3 separate regions of the Homo sapiens genome follow, and regions 1 and 3 are each linked to region 2. The links are chromatin loops, found by intact Hi-C in ENCODE. Cell type or tissue: Calu3. All regions are shown on one strand.

Region 1 (5,000 bases), 210 kb before region 2:
GGAATAGATTCCCAAATGTGAATTCATTTGACATGGAGGCAGAAAGGAAATGATGAGGCAGATAATAACTTCTCTAAAATCTTCAGTCCAGTACTATGAGTTTGAAGACAGAATGAGGCTTATAAATGTTTGGGTCTGGGGAGGTTTTGACATCAACTAGCCTGGGTCCTTGTCTTTGCTCTGCCACTCACTATGTGACCTCAGACAAATTCCTTCACTTCTCTGAGCCTTAGTTTCTTCCTCTGTAAACGGGGATAATACTAATCATTAGGCCTAACATTGATTAAGCACTAAGGCACTGCATTTGATGTTTCACATGCATTAAACTGTTCACTGTCTAGGGCAGCTGTGAAAACTAAATGCCATACCATGAAGAGCTTTGCACAGTGCCTGGCACAATATGAGTCCTCAATAAACATTCCCCGATGGTACTGCTGTTTTGTATGCTTACTGAAATCAGATGGGAAGGCTCCACTTTTAATTGTGGTGTCATTTTATTCATTCACTCATTCCACAAGTGCTTCCTCCGACCCTACCACATGTGGGTGCTGGAGACAACGGTGAGCAAGGTCTGCACCCTGCAGAGCTTACAAGCTAACAAGGCAGACCCAGTGGTCAGTGCTGCAGACTGAATGTCTGTATCCCCCCAAATTCATATGTTGAAACTCTAACCCCCTATGTGATGGTATTTGGAGATGAGGCTTTGGGGAAGGGTTAGGTCATGAAGGCTCAGCCCTTGTGAATGGGATTAGTGTCTCCTTATAAAAGAGGCCCCAGAGAGCTCCCTCACCCCTTCTGCCATGTGTGAACACAGGGCAAGAAGACAGCTGTCTTTGAACCAGGAAGCAGACCCTCACCAGACACCAAATCACTGGTGCCTTCATCTTGAACTTCCAAGCCTCCAAAACTGTGAGAAATCAATTTCTGTGTCTAAAAACCACCCAGTCTGTGGTATTTTGTTACAGCAGCCTGAATGGATTAAAATGATCCATGGGCAGCGACCACACTCTGCCATGGGGACTTTGCTGGGGAGCAGTCAGGGTGCTGAGGCAGCACAGAGTGAATAACCCTGTCCCTGCTGCAGGGCTTGCCAAACCTCAGGCACATGGTCCCTCTGGAGGAGCAATAACCATTATAGGAGCAGGGAACACTTAGATAGCAAGTCCTTTGAACCGGAAGTGGTTCAATTAATACTCATGACAGCTGTATGTGCTTGGTACTATTATTATCCCTATTTTACAGATAATGAAACTGAGGAACCAAAATGTTGTTCAAGGTCACGTGGCTAATAAGTAGTGGAGCTGGGATTTGAGCCTGGAAATTTGGCCCCAGAGTTTATGTCAGGAGGTAGATGCAGAGAGGAGAGCAGAGATGCTCACCACTGCAAACTGGACTGAGACCTCTGCACCGTGTTAGGAATCATAACTGCCAAGTGGGAGCAGAACGGAGTGGCAAGAAGACCAGGCGCTGGGGCAGCATCTTGGCAGGAGTTTTTTTTTTAAAGCAGACCACTGCTCTCCAGCCTTGGCAGGACCATCAGCGGGGCACTGCAGGTGTGCCTGCGAATGGCTCCAGGAATCCTGCTGGCCTAAAATGATACTTTACAGGATGAATCTTGTTTGGTTCAAGGCATGTCTCCCAGTGAAAACGAAAAGGCATTTGGCAGGACCAGTTCCTAAAGTCTCTATCAACTATGGCTATTTACCTAAAATGTGTTCTCCTACTCTCTACTCTCTTCTCCTAGGTAAGGTTGCTGCTCCTCCTCAGATGCCCAAGCCAGGCTCATACCCCACACTTGGTGCTGCTATAGCATCCTGGACCTGCATTTCACAGCTCTTGCCTAGGACTTAATTTTAAAGTTTGGGGTTTCTTTTTGTTTTGTTTTGTTTTAATTTTACTTTACTTTTGAAATGGGGTCTTGCCATGTTGCCCAGGCTGGTCTGGAGCTCCTGGGCTTAAGTGATCCTCCCAGCTCAGCCTCCTGAGTAGCTGGGACTACAAGTGCATGCCACCGTATCTGGCACTACAGGTGCATGCCACCGTATCTGGCACTACAGGTGCACGCCACCGTATCTGGCACTACAGGTGCATGCCACCGTATCTGGCTTGGACTTACATTTAATTGGCTGATAATTTATGGCCTCAAGAGAGCAGTGACTACGTCTGTTTTTTCTTACCCTTTAGCACCTGTCATGGGACTGGAATGTAGCAGACGCTCAATAAATATCTGATGAATGAGTAAATAAATAGCCAGCACTTCAGGAGAACTGAGATAGAGAGCCATCAAATAGGAGGGTCAGGCCTGGGTGTGACACACCTCCTACTTTAGAAGAAAAGGGCTTGGGCATTCAGACCCTGGGCACAAAGTCACCAGTGATCTAAGGAAAGGAGCCAGCAGAGGTGGACAGCACCTGTTTGCTGACTGAGCTGGAGGGCCCACATTGGCTTTGGGGTAGACCAGTTCTCTTCTAAACACTATCAGTAGCCACTGGATTGCTGAGCACCTAGTGAGGTCCTGTTTCCATTCACCAGCTACATGGCCTCATGCAATTATTCACCCTCACCAAAGATCTGTTTCCTTATTTATAAAATGGGGATATAAAACTTCTTCATAGCAATATTTGGAGGAATAAAATGAGGTAGCATATGAAAAGTGATGTGTAGTGCCTGGCTTAAGTACTTGACCAATGAATGCTATTATTAGTATGGCATTTTTAAAAACTGTATCTAGTTCTTAACATATTATATTTAATCCTCAAAACATCCTTGTGACAGAAGTTATGATTCACATTTTTTTAGATAAGGGCCTTCAGGCTTGGATGAGTCAAGTTGCTGCTCAAAGTCCACACAGTTGGGGGCAATGCTGGAATTTAAACCCATGCCTGCCTGTCCTCAAAGCCAAGTTATTTTTATTCACTGATACTCAGAAATGGGGCCATAACAAAGTTTAGTTGGGAAAAAAACCTGATATAACAAAGGCAGTATTGCTTGAGTGGGAGACACTGCGATGGAATCCCAGAACAGGGAGCTTCCCTGGCTCCACCAATGGGACCACATGCATCTTCCCTGGGCCCCAGGTCCCAGTTCCTTGCCTTTGCTCCTGCTGCTTCTGCCTCTTGGAGTACCCTCTCCCTTGGTGGCCTCCTCCCAGAGTCTGACAGGTCCTCTTCAAAATGAACAGGGCAGGTTACAAACTAGGATGGACTGTATGACCCTCACATGTTTTAAGTGTAGATATGCATGTGCTTGTGTGTGAAAGAACCCTGATAAAAGATGAGGCAAATAGGATAAAAAGATAACAGTTGTTCCCTCTGTTGAGAGGAGCTTGGATTCTCAGATATTTTCTCCATACTTTCTTAATTTTAAAAAGATGAACATGCATTACTTTTGTGAATATAAAGCAACGTTATTTTTTAAAAACCTCAACCATCCCTTCAGGGCTCAGCTCAAGTGCCGTCTCCTATATGGAGCTGTGACGTCCCCTGGTGTGTGTTTGCCTTGTGAGGTCCTTGGTGATGCCATTGTCTTTGCCCCTGTAAATCTTCCAAAGCAGCAGATCCCAGCAGACAGAATTGCTCCAAAAGCCTCCTGGCCGGCCAGGCACAGCCAAGGGCAACCTTTCCCCGCAGATGGCTGCAGAGGGTGCTTTTGAACGCTTACCCTCTGTTAAGCTCATTTCACTTAATCCTCCCAACAACCTTTTGAGGTAGGGATTATTATTATCCTCCATTTAGAGATGACTGTCTTAAGACTTAAACGGGATAATTAGATTGTTAAACATCACATCACGTTCCATACTCACCTGGATCCACTCTGCCACACCCAGCAGAGACCCGTGCTGCAGCCACCTTGCTTCTGGGAAAGTGACATAATCTGTCAGGTCCCCTTGTCTTTATCTGCTCTCACCTTCTCCACCCTACTCCTCACTTCCATCCCACCTTCCCCCCATCTGGTGCCCATCTCTGGCTCACTCCAGGACACAGCTCACCTATCACTTCTTCCAGGGAGTCTTCTCTGACAAGCTCTGCTTTTTCATGTAGTCTGGGTTGGCCGACTCCTCTGTGCCTACCTGTATCACAGCACTTACCACTTCTTGCTGAATTTGTCCTCTCTCTCCTCTGCCTTTCTCTTTTCCCAACCAAACTCAAGGGCAAGAGTTTAATTTCTTTCTCCCCAGTGCCTAGTTGGCACAAATAAGATATTCAATAAATATTTGTTGAACAAATTAATAGGATTCTTATAATTGCCATAGAAGATGACCATTTTACAAATGAGGAAAAATGAAGCTCAAGTAAGTTGAGTGATTTGCTCAGTTCTGGCCAGTAAGTGTTAGGATTATTCGAATCTAGGTCTTTTGACAACCTGTCCAGGTGGACCAAAATGCTGAAATTTAAAGAAACAAAAATGTAAAACCCCGCCAGTTTTAGGGGGAACAAAAATACTAACAACATGCCAGTGCAAGCTAGGTAGAGGTAGATTTTGGTTGTTTTTCTTGTTTAAAAAAATACAATTGACAATTTGTCATTGTTGTTTGTTTTTGAGACAGGGTTTCACTCCTGTCACACAGGCTGGAGTGTAGTGGCGTGATCTCTTTGCAACCTCCGCCTCCCAGGCTCAAGAGACTCTTGTGCCTTAGCCACCCGAGTAGCTGGGATTACAGGTGTGCGCCACGATGCCCAGCTAATTTTTGTATTTTTAGTAGAGACAGGGTTTCACTGTGTTGGGCAGGCTGGTCTCAAACTCCTGGCCTCAAGTGATCTGCCCCCCTCCGCCTCCCAAAGTGCTAGGATTACAGGGGTGAGCTACCATGCCCGGTCCCATGTTTTTCATATAGCCTTTTCTTTCCTTTCAATTATTTGCTCAGTATTATAATTTCTAGAAGTTGGGTTGTGAGGACAAGCAGCTGAACATTTTAGATGTCCCTCAGTATTACTGCCAAACTGCATACTAAAAACATTAACACTACCTTCAGGTATAAAGAACTCTGAGAGTGTCAATTT
Region 2 (5,000 bases):
TACCTTGTTAGAAGGGTTATTCCAAAAAAAAAAAAAAAACCTCAAAAAACAAAAGATAATCGATGGTAAGGATGTGAAGAAAAGGAAATCTTTTTACACTGTTGGTGGGAATGTAAATTAGTATAGCCATTATGGAAAACAGTGTGGAGTTTTCTCAAAAGATGAAAAATAGAATTATTTGATTCAGCAATCACGCTTCTGGGAGTATATCCAAAGGAAATAAAATCACTGTTTCACAGAGATATCTGCATTTTCATCACATGGTCCTTACAGCACTGTTCACAATAGCCAAGATACTGAAACAACCTAAATGTCTATCAGTCAGATGAATGGATAAAATGTGCGTATATATGTATACACACACAGAGCAGAATCAGTAGAGTATTATTCAGCCTTTAAAAAAAGAAGGAAATCCCATCACTTGGAACAACATGGGTGGATCTGGAGGGCATTATGATAAGTGAAATAAACCAGGCACAGGACAAATACTCCATGATCCCACTTTTATGAGGAGTTTAAAATAGTGAAGCTTGTAGAACTAGATAGTAGAATAGTGGTTATCTGGGGCTGGGGAGAGGAGTAAATGGGGAGGTGTCAGTCAAAAGATACAAAGTTTTAGTTATGCAAGATAAGGTCTGGAGATCTCCTGTGTAGCAGAGCCTATAGTTAGCAATACTGTATTGTATACTTAGAATGTTGCTAAGGGAATAGGTCTTACGTTAAGTGCTCTTACCACAAAAGAAAAAAATACTTTTCAAAGATTTTGAGGGGTTTGGGTGCAGTGGCTCACGCCTGTAATTCCAGCACTTTGGGAAGCCATGGCAGGAAGATTGCTTGAGCCCAGGAGTTTGAGACCAGCTTGGGGAGCATAGTGAGACCTTGTCTCTACTAAAAATTAAAAAATTAGCAAGGGGCATGGTGGCGTGTGCGTGTGGTCCCAGCTACTCAGGAGGCTGAGGTGGGAGGATCATTTGAGCCCGGGAAGTCAAGGCTGCAGTGAGCCATGATCATGCCACTGCACTCTGGCCTGGGCAAGAGACTCTATCTCAAAAACAATTTTTTTTAATGAATAAAGAGGGCAAAAGGAAAATCTTTTGGAGATTTTAAGATTCGTTTACATAGACTTTACAGCCTTGAAAAAAGATATGTAAGCCCCAAATATAAAGAAGATACATTTGACCAGCAAGATTTATTAACAGCTATGGATCTACGTGTGCCATATCATGTTCTTCAGTGTAATTTCATGTTTTTGTCCAGCGATTCACAGAGGACTAGATTTTAGATTGCCTTTCCTCTCCCACAACTGACAAGGCTTTAATCAGGGCATTAAGGAGTTCTAAATAGGTCTTGCTTTTGAATCTGCATATCAGGAGGGGGCTGGGAGCATGAGCGGGAGGATGTCATGTCTCAGTGATTAATGATCTCTAGGAAGCTGAAAAGGGGAGTGTAATATACACAGTATTTCTACCCCCTGGAGTAGGAATGCAAACACTATTGTGCAGATCTGTGCATAGTCACTGACTTCCTGGTAGCTGGAGAATTTCATACACTCTTCTACCACAAATAAAACTGTCAGAGAAGTGACAGAGCTCAAAAAGCTGGCCTTCCTTACTTAAAAAGAATAGCTCAAACACAGTGAGCCAGAAAAATTAATTTTGTAGTTGTTTGGAAACCAAGTTGTTAAATAAGAAATAAGAAAATGGGAACTTTTCTTGAAAAGCCTAAAACCTCCAAATATTTGTTGAATCAAACTCTACATTTGGTTTCTTAAATTTACTGAATTCCTGGAAACTGCTTACTTTAAACGAATTTAAAGGGGAAACATTCCTTTGTAATGAAATGACCCATCTGAAACTTTTCAATCTGGTCTCTGGTAGGTTCAGAGCATCATACGGTCAGTGTATTTAAGAGCCTATTGCCTGATGTTTAGGGAAAAAATCATAACATTTCAGAATGGCTTGTATACAGTTTTTGAAAATAATTCTAAGGTAGAGTTATTTCCCCCCTTTTATTCTCAATGAATCTATGGTATTATTTAGTAACAATTTCTAAGTGCTTAAGATAGAAGCAAAACGTTCTGAACTATAGATAAGATAAACTACAGATATTTGCAAAAAAAAGTTTTAAGAGAAAGTTTTGGGGAAAGCTTATATTTCAGCCACCTTTGATTATTTACCAATAACCAAATATAGAGATTTTGTGCATAACACCAGTAGCAGCAGCAGTATTTGGTTTTAGTGAGGGCAATCAAATAACTTGTATTTTACTAGGAACCATTTATTCATATGACTTGTTAAATTATTTTTTGCTCTTGATTCATTTTTTTGATGCCCTATACATTACCACTTTCTGTTCTGCATTGTCTAACTTTTCAACTGACTTGTTACTGGTTTTTATTTTTCCATAATATAAAAAGAAAGGAAATATTCATTCTTGGGGAAGTGGAGCACAATTCAGGGTAGAGGAAAGAAAAATTTTTGTATTTCTATTTCTTTGTTTTTCTGTTTGTTTTGCTTTATTTTTTAGGGTGTCACTATAATCTAAAGTAGAAGGAGCTACTGGTCTAAATTAAGATAGTATCAGATAGATTAAGCTCTAAATTTGGTTTCCAAGTGGTTGGACTTTTAAATTGCATTTGCAGGAGTTTATTTTTAGTCAGGATGTGGTTATTTTTAGATCTGCTTCTCTGTCACTAGGAAATAAAATGCCTGTCTTTCCATTGTTGATCAGGAAGTTCTAAGGCACAGGCATATAAGAGCCAGTTAGCCCAGAACACCACCACTCCTTTTAGATGAAAGAATATGAAATAACTCATGGAAGAAAATATGTTTGTTGAGAACATATCTAATTTTGAAATTGTTAGTGTCATTTTAATCTTTTGTACACTGAACAACAGAACAAGGTTTTTAGGGAATGCCAAAAATATAAGGTTTGGGTTCCCCCTACTGGTGTGCATCCCAGTCTCGTGTATTCATTAATACACAGCTGAAAGGCCTAGGGGCTAGAGATTAGAAATAGCTATATTAACTTCATTTAGAGACCTGATGATAAGAAAGAGAGAAAAAACTCCATTTCCCTTTTTCTGCATATGTCTTACAAAAATTGGGATGATTTTTAAATTGTATTTTCTACATTTAGAAAGAATAAAACTTAATTCTACCATATTTGGTTTATTGTTGTTGCTACTGATAAGCTGCTTATTTTCAGTGTTTCTCAAATGCTTTATGTTGTAATCTAAGGAATAATAAAACACCAGTGGATCCACAAAAGGATTTAAAATCCCAGGGAAGAAATGCAAAGCTAGCATTGTTGCCATAATAAAATTAAGGAGCTGGCATTAAAGCTCACTAATTCCTATTTTAGCATTTCAGAAAGTGACATGACATCATGTGATTGTGTCTGTCTATTCAACATTTGTTTTTTTTCTAATTTGTACAACATATATTTGAAACAGTTTTTTATTTCCTATCTCATAGTAAGTGTCAAGTGTCCATAATGGCTCATTTTTGGAAAAGAAATATTTTAATTGACTCTTAAAAGTCACTTTTGAACTTCTTATTATGTTTGCATTTTAAAGGACTATTCAATCAAGTTAAAATATTGTATTTTTTTAATTGCTTTTCAGCAATGCAGTCAACCTTTTAAGCAATGTTCCAGTCTCTTGTTTGGATGTTCTCATTTGTCCGTTAACCCATGAAGAAACAGCCCAAGAGGCAACGACTCTAGATGAACTGCCCAGTAATAAAACAGCTGAGAAAGAAACAGTTTTGAAAAACAATACCATGGTATACAATGGTATGAATATGGAGGCCATTCATGTTTTACTGAATTTTATGGAGAAGAGAATAGACAAGGTAAGGCTGATAAAATGGAAGCCCTGGGAAGATGCTTCCAAAGAATGTAAATGTGCCATACATACAGACACACATCACAGAGCATGATTTTTAAATCTAAGCTTTTTTTCTGACTGATGTGCTGCATAATTGTTTTTACTTTGGAAAGCAGTTTATTACAATATATGATAAATTGCTGAAGCCATGTTAATTTATTTGTTTAATGCTGAAAATTATGTTCATGCAACACCAAAATTATGACTAGTGCTTGAAAACAAAGGAAAAAGTAATTACTGTTCCATTTTGTTACTTTGTGAGTCCTAGAAATAAAAAATATCCCCCCAAAAACTTGCTAAATACTCTTCATAATACCTAAAAGACATCTTCCCAAAAAAAAGAAAAAAGAAGACCTTGTCAATTTCCCATTTGTTGTGAGCTGTTTATACATTCTCTGGTCTATCACTCACTTTGTCAGGTATCTGTATTAAAAGGCAGCAAGGTAGCATAGTCCAGTCACCAAAATTTTGCTTCATTCAAGCCCTTTGGCTAAGCCCATGGGAATCCTAGAAAATGTAGGAACATCCAGGAAGGACCAAAAAAGGCAATAGTAAACATGAAGATGATAAAATGGAAATGTTTTTAGGAAAAGAATTTTTAAAATAGTTTGTAAGCTTAGGTAACATAAGATGTCCCCACCTCGTGGATCACGAGGTCAGGAGATCGAGACCATCCTGGCTAACATGGTGAAACCCCATCTCTACTAAAAGTACAAAAAATTAGCCAGGTGTGGTGGTGGGCACCTGTAGTCCCAGCTACTCAGGAGGCTGAGGCAGGAGAATGGCGTGAACCCGGGAGGTGGAGCTTGCAGTGAGCCGAGATTGCGCCGCTGCACTCCAGCCTGGGCAACAGAGGGAGACTCCCTCTCCCAAAAAAAAAAAAAAAAAAAAAGTCCCCACCTCAAAAACAAATTGATATCCTCAGTTACATGAAGGAAAGTAATACTGTTAGAAACAAAACTAACGTATTTCAAAAACATATGGTTTTTTTTTTTATAGGGAAGCAGCTATAGAGAGGGTCTAACTCCAGTTCTCAGCTTATTAACCGAATGTTCCCGAGCCCATCGAAACATCCGAAAATTTCTCAAAGATCAGGTAACTGCTTAATGCA
Region 3 (5,000 bases), 260 kb before region 2:
GTCCCAAACACACTCCACAGGTTCTCCTCTTCGCCTGTGCCTCTGTCTGTAACACCCTCAACCCCCTTGTCTGGCTAATTCAGCTCCTGGGTCACCACTTCCTCCAGGAGGCCTGCCTTGACACCAGCCTCCCAGGATCAGTCACATTGCCCTCTCTTTGCTCTCACAGCACCCACAATTTCCCCATCACCCCCTCCCTGCCCCTGTGCTATGTTCTATTGAGATTTCAAGCCTCTGCAGGATAGGAATTGGATAATTCATTACTGTGTCCACAGTGTCTGTCAAGGGCAAGAGAGCCACACAGAACCCCAGTAGTTCTCCTAAAAGTGGAGACGACAATAATATGTATTAGTTGTGTTGTGAGGATGAAATGAACTAATGCATGGAAGACGCCTGAACCCGTGGAAACACATAATGAATACATTAATAGTAAATGGTAGCTATTACTATTTATGATGTTGACAGCATTAAATCTAAGCAAACATTTTATTGAAGTATGAAATACATTCCAAAAAATGCGCAAAATCACAAGTGTCACAGTCAGTGAATTGTCACAAATGACACCCTTGTGACTAGCCCCTGGATACCATTACTTTTAAGCTCAAATGTCAGCTTCTCAGAGAGGCCCTCCCTTGACTTCGTCTCCCACCTCTTAATTCTATGTTGTATATATTATCTGTTTCCCCTCACTCCCATGTAAGCTTCAGGAGAGCAAGATTTTTTTTTTTTTTTTTTTGGTCTATTTTGTTCACTGATGTAGCCTCCGCTTCCTAGAATAGTTCTGGACACATAGTAGATGCACAATAAAAATTTGCCAAGGAACGAATGAGCGATTATTATTTTCATTTCTTTAAGCTCCCAGGCGCTGCAGCATGGTCATGCCCGAGAACTCGTGCCATCCCAGGTGAAGCAGCGCTGGGCCGGGACCAGCCGCACCTGGCCCGGCTCTGAGCTGTGCTGGGCTGGCTCCGGGTTCTTCCGCCTCACTCCTGGCCTGTGAGCCCGGCTCACCTCACCCTACCCACCTCCACTCTGCGTGCAAAAATTATAATAATAATAGCAACAATAATAGTCTCATCCGCCCTGGAGACCACCCGTGCCCCCGTGGCATCCCTCAAGGACTCTCCGGGCGGTGGCAGCCGCCCACCCTGGGGACGCGCTCCTTGCTGCCACCGGAACGCCCCTGGCCAGGCTCCATCTACGCGCTGTCAGACCCTCCCGCCGTCTGAAGAAGGCTTTTACTCTTCAGCCTATTCCAGTGGCAGAGAAGCTAAGGCTACAAAGGCGAACGCGAACAGTCAGATCTGACTTCGAATTCCGCTGTCATTGCTGCCAGGCGCACCACGAGGACGCGCGGTGACCGCCACCATGGCATTCGGCTGCCAAAGGTTTCCATCGACCTCTTTCCCATCACCAGCATCGCAGCGGGAAAGAATGTGCCTGGCGCCCTTCTGGGCACTGGGCATGGGGTGGTGAACAAAGTCCTCCAGAAATAAACCGGGTAATGAGCCCGGCAGCGGCCGGGGCAGGAAGGGACCTTCGCAGAGAGTGGTCAGGCACAGCCCCTCCGAGGAGGCGACGCTCAGCTGAGACCAGGGTGACGCAAAGGTGTCGGCCGGTTAGGCACCTGTGAGGAAGGAGGAGCCGGCAGAGTGCCAAGTAGAGGGAACAGCAAATGCCCGGCTCCTTTTATAACCACTGCTTCAGTTATCTTCCCCCAAAGCTTGAGAGGGGGCAACTTTGCTACATTTCACAGACGAGGAAGCTGAGGCCCAGAACGATGAAGGAATTTACAGAGCTGGGATTCGAACCCCGCGCTACCGTCAGTCCATCCCGGGCTCTGTCCAGCCGGTACCGCGCGCCGCCTTCTTCCTCCCGCACCGTGACCTTAACTCGGCACGTGCTGGCCCCTCGGGCTCCCCAGTCTCCGTACATTGTCCCACTCAGCTCTGATTGTGGGGAGGGGGCGGACCGAGGGGGCGGGGGGCGTCTTTCCGAAGGATCGCGGAAAGCCGCGCGCTGCCAGGGGCCCGGGGTTAGAGACCCCCACTCCCGCACGGCGTTAGGGACTCCGCGCTTCCCCGCCCCCGCCGCGGCCCGCCGGCTCTGCCTCTGTCCATGGTCAAAGCACCCGGGGTAATCCGCCTTTCTCTTCCGCCCGCCGGGCCCCATTCATATTCTAATCACAGCGCGGCCGACCCGCGAACGGCCACTTTATCGGGGCCCGCAGGAGACGCAGCTTGCTCCCCCTCACTTCCACTTCCAGCACCCCCCGGCCCTCGCCCCCCTCTTTCTGCACTTTCAACTCCGCCGAGGAGGGGGTCCCTGGGAAAACCGCGTCCCCACTTGGATGCCGGGGCTTCTCACAAACTTCGAGGCCGACTGGGGGACGGCGGTGGGGTGGGGAGGGCAGGGGGAGGGCGGAGGAACAGAGACAGACAGACTGACAGAGTTACGGGAAGAGGCGGGGGAGGGGGGACAGTACAGAGAGACCGAGGGGGATAGAGACAGAGAGGGGCAGAGTCCTAGGGGGAGACAAAGAGAAGTGGAGGCAGGGTCTGGACAGAGACACTAGCAGCCAAGGAAGGAGAAATGGACAGAGACAGAGACACAGAGGACGAGAGGGACAGAGAGCTAGAAACAGACACCGGGAGACAGGCGGAGAGAGACAGCGAGATGGAAGGAGAGAAACAGGATGAAGGACCCAGGCCCAGAGGAAGACAGAAAGTTCTGGAGGAGGCGAACCAGCCACTCACCTCCTCCCCGCCTAGCGGCCTTGTTACGCTCATATTGGGGCATGGGGTCTTAGGGATTCAGTTCCCCTTCCCCACCCTTTCCCCTTCAAGCTCGCTTCACTCCCCACGCGTGTCTGCGGATCCGCGTGCAAGGGGTCAAGACATACCCCCTCCCGCATTCTCAGGGCCACCACCCGAAATCTAACCCAGGACCAAAATGGGGGGTGGGTGGGGGCGCAAGAGAAGGAAGGGAGTGGGGCCCCACTCGTGGTAGCGCAGGCGACTCCCCAGGCTCCAGGAGTTCCCCGCGGCTCCCCCCCCGCCCGCGCCCCCCTCCCGGCCTGCCAGCACGGCGCGGGGCCCGATGGTGGGGAAGGGCCGGGAGGGGGAGGGGGCCACATCTAAGCCAATTTTGATTTCGCCTATAATGAGTGCCGGGCGAAGGCTGGAGAAGGCCTCTGGAACTTTAAATAAGAAAAACGTTGCTAATGCTATAATAGAAGGGGGAAGTCGGAGGGCTGGGATTGCGTCGCTCTGAGCCCCCCTTTTCGGAGGCGGCTTTTCTTATTCAAAACAGGCCCACAATGGGCTTCACAGTGCGCCTCGCCACGGCCCCATCTGACGAGCGGCCATTCATCAGGCCGGCTGGCCTATCAATGACATTGCTCCCATCGGGGCTCCTATAAAATGATGCTTTTTCCCATGAAACATCCGCAAACATTTTGACGGGTTTGGCTTTGCCCGGCTGGATTACTGAGTGTCCCCTTGCTCGCTCGCTTTTTCTCTCTCCCCCTTCTCCGAGCTCGCTCCCTTCTCTCCCTCTCTCTCCTCTTTTCTTCTTTCTCTTTTCTTTCCTCTTCTTTTTCTTTTCTTTTCCTTTCCTCCTTTATCCTTGTGCCCCCTCACTTTCTGCGTCTCTCTCTCTCCCCTTCTCCCTCCCTCCCTCCCTTCCTCCCTGGGCATCTCTAGCACAGGGGATCCCCAAACATCAGGACTTTTGGGGGGCGCCTGTGCTGTCCATGGGAAGAGCATGCATTGTGGGTTACTGGAGGAACCCGACATGGATTCCACAGGTTAGTCCTACTGGCGGGGTTGGGGGGATACATTGGGAGGGAAGGAGAAGGGAGAGGGGGAACTTTAGAAAGAAGTTGGGAAAAGTTCAGACGGGTCAACTTGACAGTGGAACCCCAAAGAATAACGCAGAGCTTGCAGAAGTTTTCAATTCGAGGCGATGTGTGTAACTGGATGCGTGGAAGTATGTGTATAAGCGTGTGATTGTGTACGTGTGTGAGTGTGTGTGCGTGCGCGCGCGCGAAGGAGCGCGCTTTCGCTTGCCCTGGACACAAAGTTACGTAAAGATGCGCTGGCTCGCGGCGAGCTCGAGGTGCCACTTGCAGAAACTTTGCCAGCCGACCGCCCCCTCCCGGACCCAGGTCCTCCTAGGGTATGGGGGCCTCGGAATAGCGGTGCGCTCGGGGTCTGGCGGCCAGGGCCGGGAAGCCGAGCGGAACGCCCCGAGGCGGGGGAGGGTGACGGCTTCGCACTGCGCCTGGGAGGTGGGGACCGAGGCTCCGGCTGGTAGAGACGCGCAGCTGGAGGGAGTGGCGGCGGCGAACCCGGTGGTCCGGGGGAATCCGCAGAAACGGGAGGTGGGAGTCCTGGGCTGTGGGGTCGGGCTTTTAGCTTTTCTGCCAGGAAGGGGCACCCAACGCCGGGCTCCACTAGGGAGCTGTGACCTTGCTGGAGGGAGGGCAGGACGCAGACTGGCCCGCTAAACTCGGCGTTGGGGTCTGCAAACTGCTCTGCAGTTCAAGAGCTGCTGGGCGTCAGTTTTGGGGGTGCGGCGGTCCTTAACAACGAAAAAAGGAGGCCAAGGAATCTTTCACAACGAAAACACCCGGTATCTCGGTTCTTCCTCCAGTAGTTTTCGCCACCTCCCACTCCTAGCACCTTTGAAGAGCCGTCACACTTCTAGATCTGTTAACGCTCCCTAAGTCCCTTGCAGGTGGAAGTTCTCTTACAGTTCACCCCCTCCCCTAGGCTCATTCTTGCAACCCGGCTATTTTCATTTTGGCCCCCTGCAGCCTCAGAATTTCTTAGGGTGATGAGTTTGGGGAGAGGCAGAAATAGGGCAGTGGACTCAGCCTGGGCCGTGGCGAGGTTTGAGAGAATGCCTGCAAGCATAAGCTGCTGAGCATTGCAGCGCGGAGCAACAAGTGCCTTCCAGCCCCGGCCGTCCCCTGAGCATGCACGTCCTTTCCTTGA

What was found. Hi-C counts contacts between places; a loop is a spot of excess contacts. Peaks named below come from ENCODE experiments on the same cell type or tissue, not always from the same donor. Only the 100,000 strongest peaks of a DNase experiment are listed, where the experiment ranks them.
Region 1: it touches region 2 in a loop (3-fold over the local background); 3 of 110 quality-filtered maps call a loop at or near these places.
Region 3: a loop joins it to region 2, with 4 times the contacts of the local background. A loop is called at or near these places in 6 of 110 quality-filtered maps.

What each region holds. Positions count from the first base shown.
Region 1 is chr12:106,630,796-106,635,795 of GRCh38, forward strand. All of the region lies in intron 2 of RFX4 (regulatory factor X4), which reads left to right. The region is part of intron 1 of LOC100287944 (a long non-coding RNA gene); the gene reads right to left. Among named protein-coding and RNA genes, the nearest start is that of RFX4, 50 kb to the left of the region's middle. In Calu3, no CTCF peak of the experiment used is centred here; DNase peaks (open chromatin) are centred at 2,266 and 2,846.
Region 2 is chr12:106,838,964-106,843,963 of GRCh38, forward strand. RIC8B (RIC8 guanine nucleotide exchange factor B) reads left to right here. Exons shown (of 10, transcript NM_001330145.2): 5 at 3,626-3,854; 6 at 4,889-4,984. Among named protein-coding and RNA genes, the nearest start is that of RIC8B, 67 kb to the left of the region's middle. In Calu3, a CTCF peak has its summit at 2,970 (motif pointing left); DNase peaks (open chromatin) are centred at 1,418 and 2,948.
Region 3 is chr12:106,579,556-106,584,555 of GRCh38, forward strand. RFX4 (regulatory factor X4) reads left to right here and starts at 3,449. Exons shown (of 18, transcript NM_213594.3): 1 at 3,449-3,808. The coding sequence starts at 3,766. All of the region lies in intron 1 of LOC100287944 (a long non-coding RNA gene), which reads right to left. RefSeq lists enhancers at 1,528-2,410, 3,899-4,483. In Calu3, no CTCF peak of the experiment used is centred here; DNase peaks (open chromatin) are centred at 2,126, 4,156 and 4,936.